Linked DNA regions of Homo sapiens: region 2 is linked to region 1. Evidence: read pairs that join two places in POLR2A ChIA-PET (ENCODE). Cell type or tissue: endothelial cell of umbilical vein. All regions are shown on one strand. Links, peaks and the distances in the headings refer to the core of each region. The heading gives the core; the rest is flanking DNA.

The links. ChIA-PET counts read pairs that join two places held together with the same protein. Peaks named below come from ENCODE experiments on the same cell type or tissue, not always from the same donor. Only the 100,000 strongest peaks of a DNase experiment are listed, where the experiment ranks them.
Region 2: POLR2A ChIA-PET joins it to region 1 with 5 read pairs; 2 of 35 experiments call an interaction of 5 or more read pairs at or near these places.

Annotation. Positions count from the first base shown.
Region 1 is chr6:144,219,475-144,226,312 of GRCh38, reverse strand. No RefSeq gene overlaps it. Among named protein-coding and RNA genes, the nearest start is that of TRL-TAA1-1, 6.3 kb to the right of the region's middle. In endothelial cell of umbilical vein, for the core only: no CTCF peak of the experiment used is centred there; no DNase peak of the experiment used is centred there.
Region 2 is chr6:144,374,060-144,380,897 of GRCh38, reverse strand. All of the region lies in intron 2 of UTRN (utrophin), which reads right to left. Among named protein-coding and RNA genes, the nearest start is that of SNORA98, 28 kb to the left of the region's middle. In endothelial cell of umbilical vein, for the core only: no CTCF peak of the experiment used is centred there; DNase peaks (open chromatin) are centred at 2,307 and 3,097; H3K27ac peaks cover 784 bases.

The DNA of each region.
Region 1 (6,838 bases), core at 992-4,991:
TTAATATGAAATGCAGAGTTAGTCTGTGGGTCCAGATAAACAGCCCTTTAACCCACGGGAACATCCTGTTGAACATTCAAAAGTCTTGCAGGATGAAGGACGATTAGTTATTGTGTGGGACTCCCAGATATTGCAGCATGCCTAGCAGCCCTGGCTGTCCCTCATGGCAGAAGCCCCCACAAGCCAAGACAAGCCAAAAGTGCTCCCATACTTCCCCAAATGTCTCCCAGGGCCAGTGCCACCACTATTAAGAACCGCTGATTTAGAGACTACTTTGCCACTGTCGGAAGTGATCAGTGGGTTATTTCTGCTTTATTGGAAGATTTGTTCAAGTAAATCCCTTCCAACTCTTACATTCAACAAGCCCATGATTAAATCTCATGTAGCCATTACCTGTTTCCCTTCTGAAACACTGCAATTTTTTTTACTCCTTTGATGAAGATACTCAAATATATATCAATACTTTAAAAGGTATATTAGTTAGCCAGGACCCTTTCAGCTGCAAATAACAGAAACCAATACAAACTACTATCTATCTATACACGAGAGGAACTTACTGTCTTAAATTGGAAATGCAAGGATGGTGTTGATTCTACAACAATGTGATCCAGAAATTCAAGTGAGGTTTGGGAGGGGCACTCCCCACTTCCTTCCTTCCTCTTCCCCTTCTTTCTACCTTCTTCCTTTTTTCTTCTCTTTCCTTTTCCCCTTCTCTCCTTCCTTCCTTGTTTTTTTTGGAGACGGAGTCTCACTCTGTCACCAGGCTGTAGTGCAATGGTGTGATCTCGGCTCTCTGCAACCTCCGCCTCCAGGGTTCAAGCGATTCTCCTGCCTTAGCCTCCCAAGTAGCTGGGACTACGGATACACGCCACCATGCCCAGCTGATTTTTGTATTTTTAGTAGAGACAGGATTTCACCATGTTGGCCAGGATAGTCTCAATCTCTTGACCTCGTGATCAGCCTGCCTCAGCCTCCCAAAATGTTGGGATTATAGGTGTGAACCATTGCACCTGGCTCTTTTTTTTATTCTTTCTTTCTTTTCCTCTTTCTCTCTCTCTTCTCCCCCTCTTCCTCTCCCTCTTCCTTCTCTCTGCTTCCTCCTCCTTCTCCCTCTCCCTTGGCTGAATGCAGGCTGTCTCCCAGTGATAGGCAAATACTACTGGTTGTCCCTCATTCACATTCTATCACTTCTGTGAACAGCTTCTGCTTCTTCTCTACTGCTCTGAACTGTACCCCACAGTTCAAGGGGAGATCCACAAAATAACTATGAAATAATCAATTGTATGATTTTAGTTGTTTAACACCATGAAGGCAGAACCTTGTCTTTCTTATTCATTGCTATATCCCAGCTCCCAGCATAGGTGAGTGTGGCCATTCTGGCCACTTTCAAAATACTTATTGAGTTAATGAATTGCCTAGTTGGAACTAGAGGTTGCCAGCTTTCAGTGCTTGTATCTCTCTACAAGACTTTCCTACACATTTTGAAAAAAGTGGGTAAATGGCAGCAGTAAGCTATGTGTTCTGGAAGGAGACTTTAGGCTGGCTCACAGTGCTGAGATATAGAAGCAGAATAGAGAAATTCAGTGGGGAAAACACTTTTTACCCCAAATCCACCCAAGCCGGCTTCTCCACCCAGACTTACCCAAGTTCATCCTCATTTTACTTTCATCTGAGGGCCATTCACAGGAGACTAAAGAAATTGACTAATTGGGCCGGGCGCGGTAGCTCACACCTGTAATCCCAGCACTTTGGGAGGCCGAGGCGGGCGGATCACGAGGTCAGGATATCGAGACCATCCTGGCCAATACGGTGAAACCCCGTCTCTACTAAAAAAATACAAAAAATTAGCCGGGCATGGTGGCAGGCGCCTGTAGTCCCAGCTACTAGGGAGGCTGAGGCAGGAGAATGGCGTGAACCCGGGAGGCAGAGCTTGCAGTGAGCTGAGATCGCGCCATTGCACTCCAGTCTGGGCGAAAGAGCAAGACTCAGTCTCAAAGAAAAAAAAAAAAAAAAGAAAGAAAGAAATTGACTAATTGACTCAATTAATATAATGTTGAGGTCACTTTAACTCGTTAGGCCACTTTAAAACTTCATTTGTTATCTGCAGCTAAAAGAGTACATTTGTGCATGTTGTTCTTTGTAGAGCACTAATGGAATTAGGCATTACACTGAATCACAGTAAAAGAGCTTTATAATAATAGACTTCAATTCCACTTTATACTCTCTGGTGCACTTTTGCTGCTCTTAAAAGCAGGATATCATATATTATTTTGCACATCTTCCGAGTGTTACGGGTTTCTTATTTTTCTTATGTGGGATTAAAAACAATTTTTTTTAAGTCAGGTTGCATTTAAAAAGCTGAACTGGGTGGGTCCAAATTGCTAGTGTTTAAAAAATGTGAAAAACATCCTTAATATAGCTATTTGTGACTAACCCAGTGGGTGTGATACACAGGGAGAAACAATAAGTTCTCTTATTGTGCATTTGAAAAGTTAGAGTTTAGAACTCTGCTATTTCAGAAATTATTCAGGGAATTACCCAGACTTTTCTTTAAGAAGAGGCTGTTGATGATGAAAAATTAGACATTTCAAAACTTTTACATGAAAAAAGTTTAATAAGTCAGAAGAATGCAATCTATGTCCCTCTCCCAATTTTCTCTCTTTTAAAAATTATATCTGTTGCTGATGATCTCATTCTACTCTCCTGCAATTGCTGTGGCAAATACAATTGTCAACTGAAGAATGATGAGGTTCTTAAATTTGGAAAGGAGAGCTTTATTTCTCATAAAGAGTTCCAGCCTGCAGGATGGCCATTATGACAGGCGAGGAAATATAGCCTCTGGCCAGAAGCCAGAAACAGACACTTTGAGGAAGGGGCAAAGGGAATAGGAATTTATGCTGGGCAGGATGGTAAATATATAATACATATTTAATAAGCCAGAGGAGGACTCATGCATACTTATGAAAGGAGAAACATGTGCGTGAGCATTTGAGCTTCATGCCCCTTCATGAGTCCCAGGTACAAAAAATGGCGGTGTTAGCATGATCCCAGAATGCAGTTTTCAGCCCTCTGATGTCAAAAGATGAAGCAGAGGCCAGATGGGGTGGCTCATGCCTGTAATTTCAGCACATTGGGAAGCCAAAGCAGGAGGATCCCTTGAGCCAAGATTTTGATACCAGCCTGGGCAACATAGTGAGACTCTGTCTCTATGAAAAATAAGAAAAAGTTAGTTGGGCATGGTGGCTTGAGCCTGTCATCCCAGCTACTCTGGAGGCCAAGGTGGGAGGATTGCTTGAGCCCAGGAGTTTGAGGCTGCAATGAGCTATGATCACGCCACTGCACCCTAGCCTGGGCAACAGAGTGAGGCTCTTTGTCTCAGAGGAAAAAAAAGGGTGAAGCAGAGGACACAAAAACCTTTACAGTACCTCCTCCACAGACTGACAAGAACCACTCCATGCTTGGTAGTCTCTTATTAGGCAAAAAAGGAGGGGCAGTGTCAGGCAGTTGGTTGATGTCAGTGGTGGAGTCTTTTGAAAGGGCTGGTTTCTGTTTAGGCCTTAGGGAAGAAAGCCTGATCCTGGTTAGTGAGGGAGAGGATATAAGGAGGCATGTCTGACCTCTCACCTCACCATGAGTGACAACTTAGTTTTCAAGGTTACTCTGGGGTCCCCCTTGGTTAAGAGGAGGTCTGTTTAGTCAGTGGGGACTTAGAATTTTATTTTTAGTTTACACACACAATGTACATCCAACAGAATCAATTCCATGAGCAACTTTTGCCTTTATAGCAAAACTGATCTCACAGTCAATCCATATATACACTTTATGAGAATCACTAAAGTATAACAATAGGTTCATCTATTGATCATTTTATATGCCAGGCACTTTCTAAGCATTTTTTCAACTTTACGTTTATCTCTTACAATGAATTGTTTGGTGGGTACTATTATTGTCAACTCCATCTCATAGGCGAGAAAACAGGGACTTGGAGAAACTGAATAGCCAGTCTAAAGTCACATAGCTACCAAGGGTTGCAGCTAGGATTAAAAATTGAACTGGCAGACTCCTAATCACAGTTCTTGTGTTGCCTCATAGGACCTATGCTGTGTATTTCACAAACACACACAATTCTGTGTTTATATATACATTAAATTGTGGAATTGAGGCAAATATTCAACACTCTTTTAAATAATCCATCTTATCCATGCAACTTAAAAAAGTTACCTTATTCAGTAACTGCCAACCTTACCATGCTATGGCAGTGAACAAAATGGCTGAAAATACAACCTAAACCCAAAGATAAACTTAGAACTTGAATTGCACAAGTGTATTGTCTAGCCTACCCAGATAGAAATGACTCAATGACTCAAAAACTACTTAAGTGTTGCCTCTTTGGGCTTCTGAATGCTTTTTTTTTTTTTTTTTTTTAAACAGAGCCTCACTCTTTCATCAGGCTGGAGTGCAGTGGCGCCATCTCGCCTCACTGCGAGCCTCGACCTCCTGGGCTCAGGCAATCCTCTCGCTGCAATCCTCTCACGCAGCCTCCTGAGTAGCTAGGACTACAGGCATGCGCCACCACACCCAGCTAATTTTTGTATTTTTCGTAGGGATGGGGTTTTGCCATATTGCCTAGGCTGGTCTCAACTCCTGGGTGCAAGCTATCCGCCTGCCTCGGCCTCCCAAAGTGCTAGTATGTCAGGTGTGAGCCACTGCTCCCGGCTGACTTCTGAATCTTGATTAGTAAGGTCCACCCTAGCTGAACAAAGAAGAAGAGAGGGAAAAGAAGTAAAAGAAGTATGAGAATGCCTGAACCCACAGTGTATTAACTACATTTTTAAATGTTCTGTATTTTTAATGCTCTGGCATCTGGGGTCTTACTGATTGGGCAGAGATTGTCCCTCCCAAGGTCAGCTAATTCCTAGAGACAGGAGACAACTCAGAATAGCCCTTACACCTCAGAGCCTGCTGAAATTACTCAAACCAGCCAATCTTAAGCATGCTTACCCTTTCTTGCCCCCTTTTTTCCTGCAAAAGCCACAATAAAGGCTGTTTGTAAAAATCTTACTGTTTTTTCATTCTTATTTTAAAAAAATTTTATGGGTGCATAGAAGCTGTATATGTCTGTGGGTACATGAGATGTTTCGATACAGGCATACAATGTGAAATAATCACATCATGGAGAAGAGGGTATCCATGCCCTCAAGCATTTGTCCTTTGTGTTACAAACAATCCAATTACACTCTTAGTTTTATTATATTTTATTTTTTATTTTACTTTATTTTTGAGAAAGGGTGTTGCTCTGTCACCCAGGCTGTAATGCAGTGGTGTGATCACGGCTTACTGCAGCCTTGGCCTCCTGGGCTCAAGTTATCCTCCCACCTCGGCCTCCCGAGTAGCTGGGACTACAGGCGCACACCACCATACCTGGCTAATTTTTGTATTTTTCATAGAGATAGGATTTTACCATGTTGCACAGGCTGGTCTCGAATCCCTGGCCTCAAGTGATCCAACTACTTCGGCCTCCCAAAGTGCTGGAATTACACGCATGACCAGCTGCGCCCAGCCACACTGTTTATTTTAAAATGTTTAATGAAGTTGTTATTGAAAATAGTCACTCTGTGGTGTGATCGAATAGTATGTCTTATTCATTCTATTTTTTTTTTTTGGTACCCACAATAAAGGTTGTCACTCATGCTTTCCCTTCAATCTTTCTGCCACTGACTGATCCCACTCCTTCCCCATTTGGCCCTGCATGGTGTGGTGTGACTCCTGTGTCTAGGAATCTGCAACATAAGAATTGCTTCCTTCATGACAGTCATTTTTGTGTCCTGTCCTACTGTTCCTGATTAAAATAAATCCACAGTACATTTTAAAACACATACCCTGAATAAGGATTAATATGTGTACAACACACAAAATGAATTATGAATACTCAATGGATTTCAGGGTAGTTCACTTATTCAGCAGGTATTTGTTGAGTGCATGTAATGTACTGGAGACACTCTGCTGGACGAAGTTTTCATTTCAGTTCTGTAAGGACCCACTGCCGACCCTTGACTGGTGTGGCTAATGAGACAGTTCTGGCCCTGGCTGGCTTACATTCCACAGTCAGAGGTTGTCACTGCCCAATGCAGCCTGTTCACACTGGGACATCCACTTTTTGCTTCAGAGCCCTTAATATTGAGTTTGGCCTTTGCCACATACTAATCTACAACCTGGGATTCTGCCTCAATGTTATTTTCTTCTCAAATGATATAATAAACAACAAAAGAATCATTCTTCTCTGCCAGGCAGTCTGATAAATGGTTCAGAGGCATCAAAATCTATTTTGATGAAAATGAAACATAGGCTGGGCTGGTTCGCAATCACCCTTTATCCAGTAGCAGAGTAATGAGGCGATGCAAGGCACCTGGGATTATGTTCTCTGCCTCTTACACAATATCTTTGAACTAAACAGACTTATTAAAACATGGAGCATTACCATTTATCCCACTTGAACAATTAACATATGGGTGAGATTCATAGCATATATTGAATTTGTTCTTTAGCTAGCTGCAATTGTATTTGAAAGTAAAATGAAAAACAAGCAAAATAATTAAGGCTTCCAAATTCCAACTTCCTACTGAGGACCAAGAACGCTACTTGTTCAGGATCTCTCAAATTGGACATGACTTCTGTGTTTTAAAGCTGATGGCTAATCCAGATATCTATTATCCTTCAACTTCATAGCCAGATTTGGAATTGGAAAATGAACTGAAACAAACAAAGAAGATGCAGTGCAATAAAGCTTCTATTGATACAATGAAAATAATGTCTCGTGCAAGTTGTATCAGTGATTCAG
Region 2 (6,838 bases), core at 1,399-5,398, 150 kb before region 1:
AAGATCAGAGATCTTCTTTGTATCATTTTGTCTTGGCTGCCAGGAAGTTCAGAGCCAAATGTTGTACTTTAATTTTTCTCAATCAAGTTTTTTTTTCTTTTTTGAGGCTTCAGGCTGGAGTGCAATGGCACAATCATAGCTCACTGTAGCTTTGACTTGTGCTCAAGTAATCCTCCCACCTCAGCCTCCTGAGTGGTTCAGACTACAGGCATGAGCCACCAAGCCCAGCTAATATTTTAAAAAAATTATTTTAGAGATGGAGTCTTGCTGTGTTGCCCAGGCTGATCTCAAACTCCTGACCTCAAGCAATCCTCCCACCTCAGCCTCTCAAGGTGCTGGGATTGCAGGCATGAGCCAATATGCCGGGCCCCTCAATTGAGTTTCAACTATCATTATTTTCATTATTTTTCTTTATTTTGGGAGGGGATATTTTCAAACATTTTATTACAAAAGCAATTTCCATTTATTAAGGAAGATTTAGACAAACCAAAGGAAGGAAACTTAAACCACCCATTTTCCCTCTGCCCAGAGATAACCAGTATTAACAGGTTTATATACATCCTCCTAGACATTTTTGTCTGCTTCTTCCTTACATAGTATTTTATATTTATTTAAAATACTTTATAAATCTGTTTTTATTACAGTGCACATTCTTTAATAATGTCATTTTAAAGCTTCATAGGTATTTTATTGTCTGGACATTAAATAATTTTTTACCAATATCTCCCACTCTGTTATTATGCATTCCTAATGCTGATTTCCATTCTTAATTTTATAAGCATTTCAATAACAATCATACTTAGAATTAAAATTTTGAACATATACATGACATTTATTTATTCATTCTTCATTCATTCAGAGAATAAATTCTTAAAAATGAAAGTCAAATACACATTCCAGTAGGCTTCCACAGAATAGAACACTCCCTGCCTGAAAAATTCTTCTCATCTTCCCAGATTCCATTTCTTCCTTCTCCTCCACTCCTCCACAGCAGATCCTCTACAAGTTAGATTTCCTAAAGGATCAGTCTTGGACCTCTTCACACTTTTACTAAGTGGTCACGCATCTACTCACTCCACAGCATCTATGTGCAAAACTCCTAATGTCTTATTTCCAGCCCAAACCTTTCTTCTCAATTACAAAATCATGTGTGGTGGTTTTAAAATACATTCAGAAATTATTTGGTGGCTGTCTATTCAAGCGGGGGGCTTAATTCCCCACCCACTGAGTATGGGCTGAAATTGGTGACTCACTTCTACTGAATAGAATATGGCAGAAGTGATGAGTCGGACTTTTGAGACTAAAAGTATTACAGCTTCCCCTTTGCATTCTTTCATATCTCTCTCACTCTAAGAGAAGCTCACAGCCATGTCATGAAGACACTCAAGCACCCTAGAGAGAGGCCCACGTGGCGAGAAACTGTGGCCTTCGACCGAGAACCAGCAGGGAACTGAGACCTTCTGCCAAAAGCCATGTACATAAGCCATCTTGGAATCAGATCCTCTAGCCTCGGTCAAGCTTCAGATGATGGCAACCCTGGCCAGCATCTTGAGTGCAATCTCATGACAGACCCTGGACTGGAATCACCTAGCTAAACCACTTCAAAATTCCTGGCCAAGGAAACTGCATGAGATAATAAATATTTGCTGTTTTAAAGCACCAATGTTGGGGTGACTTGTTACAGAGCAATAGATAACTAATATAGATTTGCTGCTAAGTTTCATAATAATTTATTATGCAGCAAGAGATAAACACATACTATGTAACTAACCACCTACTTGACATCTCCACTGAGATAGCTCACAGACTCATTTCAACCTTAACCCATCAAAAAACTGAACTGTTGCTTCTCTCTCAAATCTATTCTGCCTCTAGTCTTTCCCAACTACGGAAAAGCACTTTCATCCATTCACTGGTTCATGCCAGGATGCTGAAATGAATCCTTTCTTCTAATACCACAATCTAACCCTTCTATCAACTTTTGTTGGTTCTAATTCCTAAATACAGCTTGAGTCCATCCACATCTCTTCAGTTCCACTGTCAACCCCCAGTCCAAGCTACTGTCATCTCTTGCCTCCAGCCTAAAGCCAATAACCTTCTGACACTGTCTCCTAAATTCTCTTCTTATTCCTTCTAATCAACTCTCTGAACTTTGGAACAACTAAATTAACATGGTTCATATGGCCCTGAATCATCTGACCACTCCTATGCCAAGCCTTGTCTTGAAACACTCACCCTCCTCAGTTTGCTCCAGCACACTGACCTTCATGTTACTCTGACAAACCCAGCCCTTTCCTGCCTCGGGATATTGGTTCATGCTGCTATGCCTGCCTCCTTCACCCTGTTCTCAACCTGCTTAATTCAGACGAACATTGCAGGTTTAATTTTAAACATCTTCTCTTCAGAGCGGACTTCTGGACGACTCCTCCAGTCTCTAAAGGCAACCTGTTTTCCTTCCTTGTGCACCCAGTACTTATCTTAATTTGATTACATATTGTTTTGGGTAAGCCCAAGAGGGCAAGAAATGTCAACTTTGATCTCTATAGTATATGCAGTTCCCAATACAGGTTGTCAATTTAAAAAATATTGAATAAGCTTATTGAAAGTGTTTATTAAGTCTAAACACAGAGTGTATTCAATCTAGACCTCTAACTTGTCCATTTCAATAGAAAGAACATGAATCTGTTATATGTATTGCCTTTTCAACCTTCTGCAAAATTGCAAGACCATCATCATCAAGATGATCCACTGACTGTTTTTCTCATCTTTTCCACATGTTTAAGGATCCTTTAATTCTTGGCAAAGATGAAAATTGACTTCTAGAAACATTAAAAAGAAGAAAAGCTGGTATAATAATAGTCCCTAAAGGCAGACCACAAAAGCAATTCTAAAGTTCATTAGAAAATTAAATTGGCCCCTGATTGATCTAAATGGGAACATTTTATCCTAGTGTTTAGAGTTGTGATGAGTAATCATTTCCCTTTCCAAAGCTCAGTGTTTTATAAAAACAGGGTTGATCATGACTCTCTGCAAGATTATTTTTTGGTGAAGAAATCAGAGACTCACTGATGGAAGAACCAAGAAATACTAATAAGGGCATGCTGAAGCACAGTGTAAATCAACAGTGCCCTGTCTTTTAACTTCCAGTAAATAAGACACTGACTTGTAACCAGAGACAGAGTAGGTCTGGGAGCCAGCCGACTCTGTGGGTTCTGAGGCAGAGCCACACACAGGGAGCAGCCCCACAACAGTGTTCACAGTGACTATACAGAAAAGAAACTGTTAATAATGGCACTCCGGTAGAAAAAATAGCAACAATCCATGCCTCACTCTTGCCACCTGCATTCATACACACAGACTCTCAGGCTAGCATCAAGGCTCTGAATTCAAAGATCATATAGGGTTATGTATATATATGTAATCACTCCAAACTTTGATAAGTGGCACAGATTTTAACTTAATAGATTTATGGGAAATACATGGTGATAGAATATGATAAACTCAACTCTGTAACAAGCACATGTATATTCCTGCACACAGAAAGAAATGTTACTTGGTACAGGCCGGGCACCGTGGCTCACACCTGTAATCCCAGCACTTTGGGAGGCTGAGGCAGGTAGATCACTTGAGGCCAGGAGGTCAAGACCAGCCTGGCCAACATGATGAAACCCTTTCTCTATTGAAATACAAAAATTAGCCAGGTGTGGTGGTGCACGCTTGTAATCTCAGCTACTGGGGAGGCTGAGGCACGAGAATCACTTGAACCCAGAAGGTAGAGGTTGCAGTGAGCTGAGATCACACCATTGCACTCCAGCCTGGGTGACAGAGCAAGACTCTGTCCCAAAAACAAACAAACAAAAAAAGAAGTGACTTGGTATAGAAAAATATATAATAGTCACAGATTTGAAATACTATAGCTTTGGTCACTCCATTTATTGTGACAAACAGGGTGCATATTTTTCTAATCTGTAGCTTAGAGCACAGTATTATTAATATACTGTACTATTAACTATGATTTATTCATTTCTATAAACCAAGTAATAAAGTTAGACCATTTTTACTTTGGTAAATTCTTCAGTTCTCTAGAAGTGAAATCTTGGTAAAAGAATTTAACCACAGGCACCTATAGCAATTTTATACATAATTCTTTAATTTGCAAATTACCAGTAGTAACTAAACTATTTTTTTCTAAGCAATAAAAAGTAAAGAACATAATGCTATAAATGTTTAGGATACAATAATCATTCTAGAAAAATTCTAGAAATCTTTCTAGAAAAATTCAAATCAGAATGACACTGGGAAGCCTGGGCATGGTAGCTCACACCTATAATCCCAGCACTTTGGGAGGCCGAGGAGGGCGGATTGCTTGAGTCCAGGAGTTCAAGATCAGCCTGGGCAACATAGTGAGGCCTCTGTCTCTACAAAAAACTTTTTTTTTTTTTTTGAGACAGAGTGTCGCTCTGTCACCAGGCTGGAGTGCAGTGGCATGATCTCAGTTCACTGCAACTCACGCCTCCCGAGTTCAAGCGATTCTCCTGCCTCAGCCTCCTGAGTAGCTGGGATTACAGGCACACGCCACCACACCCAGCTAATTGTTATATTTTTAGTAGACACCAGGTTTCACCATGTTGGCCAGGCTGGTATCGAACTCCTGACCTCGTGATCTACCCACCTCGGCCTCCCAAAGTGCTGGGATTACAGGCGTGAGCCACCCGGCCCGACCCAAAAAACTTTTTTAAAAAAAGCAACTGGGAATAGTGGTGCACACCTGTAGTCCCAGCTACTTGGGAGGATGAGGTGGGAGGACTGCCTGAGTCCCAGAGTTCAAGACTGCAGGAAGCTGTGATCGTGCCACTGCATTCAGCCTGGGTGACAGAGTGAAACCCTGTCTCAAAAAAAAGAAAAGAAAAATGACAGTGGGTATCAAAAACCCATTACAACTTATAAAAAGGCTGCTACCCTATGTGGGGGGGAAGAAAACATGCCATAAAACGCCAGGCAGAACGTGCTGATTGACAGAGACCAGGCTGTGCACTAGACCAGAAGAGTGGTGCCCTGAAACAAAGAGGTGGAGCTAGGAAGCAAGGACTCCAACATCTAAGGCCTTCAATGGATACATTCCAACCAGCAAGCAACACCCAGGCAGCCGCCTGGCAGGGCAAGGCTAGATTCCACCAACGAGGTGAATCCCCCCTAAAAATGAATCAGAGTCACAGCTTTATCAAAGGTCAAAGTGAAACACTGAGAATCAGTAGCCAGGCAAAAGCAAACAAGGGTACAGATATATAGCAATCAAAGACAACTCAAACAAGGCCACATATCCAAACAAAGAGCCTGGAAAACAAAAAGTCACCATGACACCCAACCACCAGGAAACTGTGAAATGATCTTGAGATTGATAATAATGAAATTAGAACACCCTTTAAGCTTAAGGAAAGAAATCCAGAAATGAAAGGTATAGCCCAGATCACTTTTAGATCTGTGCTAGATAGCTAATATGCATTTCCCTAGCCATAATCAAATATTCTAACATGCTTATAAACGCTGAGTTATTAATGTTTACACACTTGCATAAATATCATTTAGCTCTTATAACCATAAAATGCCCCCCAGTCTCATCTGTTAATAGTTCTAAAAGGATCACAGCGCTTAGGATATGGCTGACGCATTTAGCAAACATAATCCAAATGTTAATTCTAGATAACCAACTAAAGAATAGAGTCCATCTGGGACATGTATTTTACGTAAAATATTTTCAAAAAACATTCAAGTGTGATGATGTTAGCATAGTGCACTACTAGAAGTCTCATACTATGTAGCTACTGCCCAAAAGAAGTAAAAACTCCTTGTTTAACTATGGGAGAAAACATGGAAAGGATAGTTCATCAAGATTGAGGAATTCCAGTATTTTTTAAGTATTTCCTTTTAGTTACTTTTTTTTTTTTTTTTTTTGAGATGGAGTCTCACTCTGTCACCCAGGCTGGAGTGCAGAGGCACAATCTCAGCTCACTGCAACCTCCGCCTCCCAGGTTCAAGTGATTCTCCTGCCTCAGTCACCCAAGTACCTGGGATTACAGGCGCAGGCCACCACACCCAGTTAATTTTTGTATTTTTAAGGCTGGGCGCGGTAGCTCACAACTGTAATCCCAGCACTTTGGGAGGCAGGGGCGGGCGGATCCCGAGGTCAGGAGATTAAGACCAGCCTGACCAACATGGTGAAACCTCATCTCTACTAAAAATACAAAAATTAGCTGGGTGTGGTGGCACGTGCCTGCAGTCCCAGCTACTCTGGGAGCTGAGGCAAGAGAATCACTTGAGCCCGGGAGGCGGAGGTTGCAATGAGCCGAGATCACGCCACTGCACTCCAGCCTGGTGACAGAGTGAGACTCCACCTAAAAAAAAAAAAAATTGTGTTTTTAGTAGAGATGGGGTTTCACCATATTGGCCAGGCTGGTCTCAAACTCCTGACCTCAAGTTATCCGCCCGCCTTGGCCTCCCAAAGTGCTGGGATTACAGGAGTGAGCCACCGTGCAGGGCATCTTTTAGTTACATTTTAACATCCATGCTCTTTTTGTCTCTACTGATTCATTTTTTAATTTTGTTTTGTTATACATATTTTTGTAAGCCACTGAACCTAGAACAAAGTATGGAGTTATTAACAAATGTAAAATATTTACCTTATTCCATGAACTAAACTAAAATTATTCAACCAAAAATAAAAAACTAAAAGAAGATTGAGGCATTCCATAGCGTTATCCTATTCTTGGTTTCTTTGCTTTCTCTCCATCACGGGAGTTGAGAGTACCCAATTATATAAATCAAATAAAAGAAAGTAAGA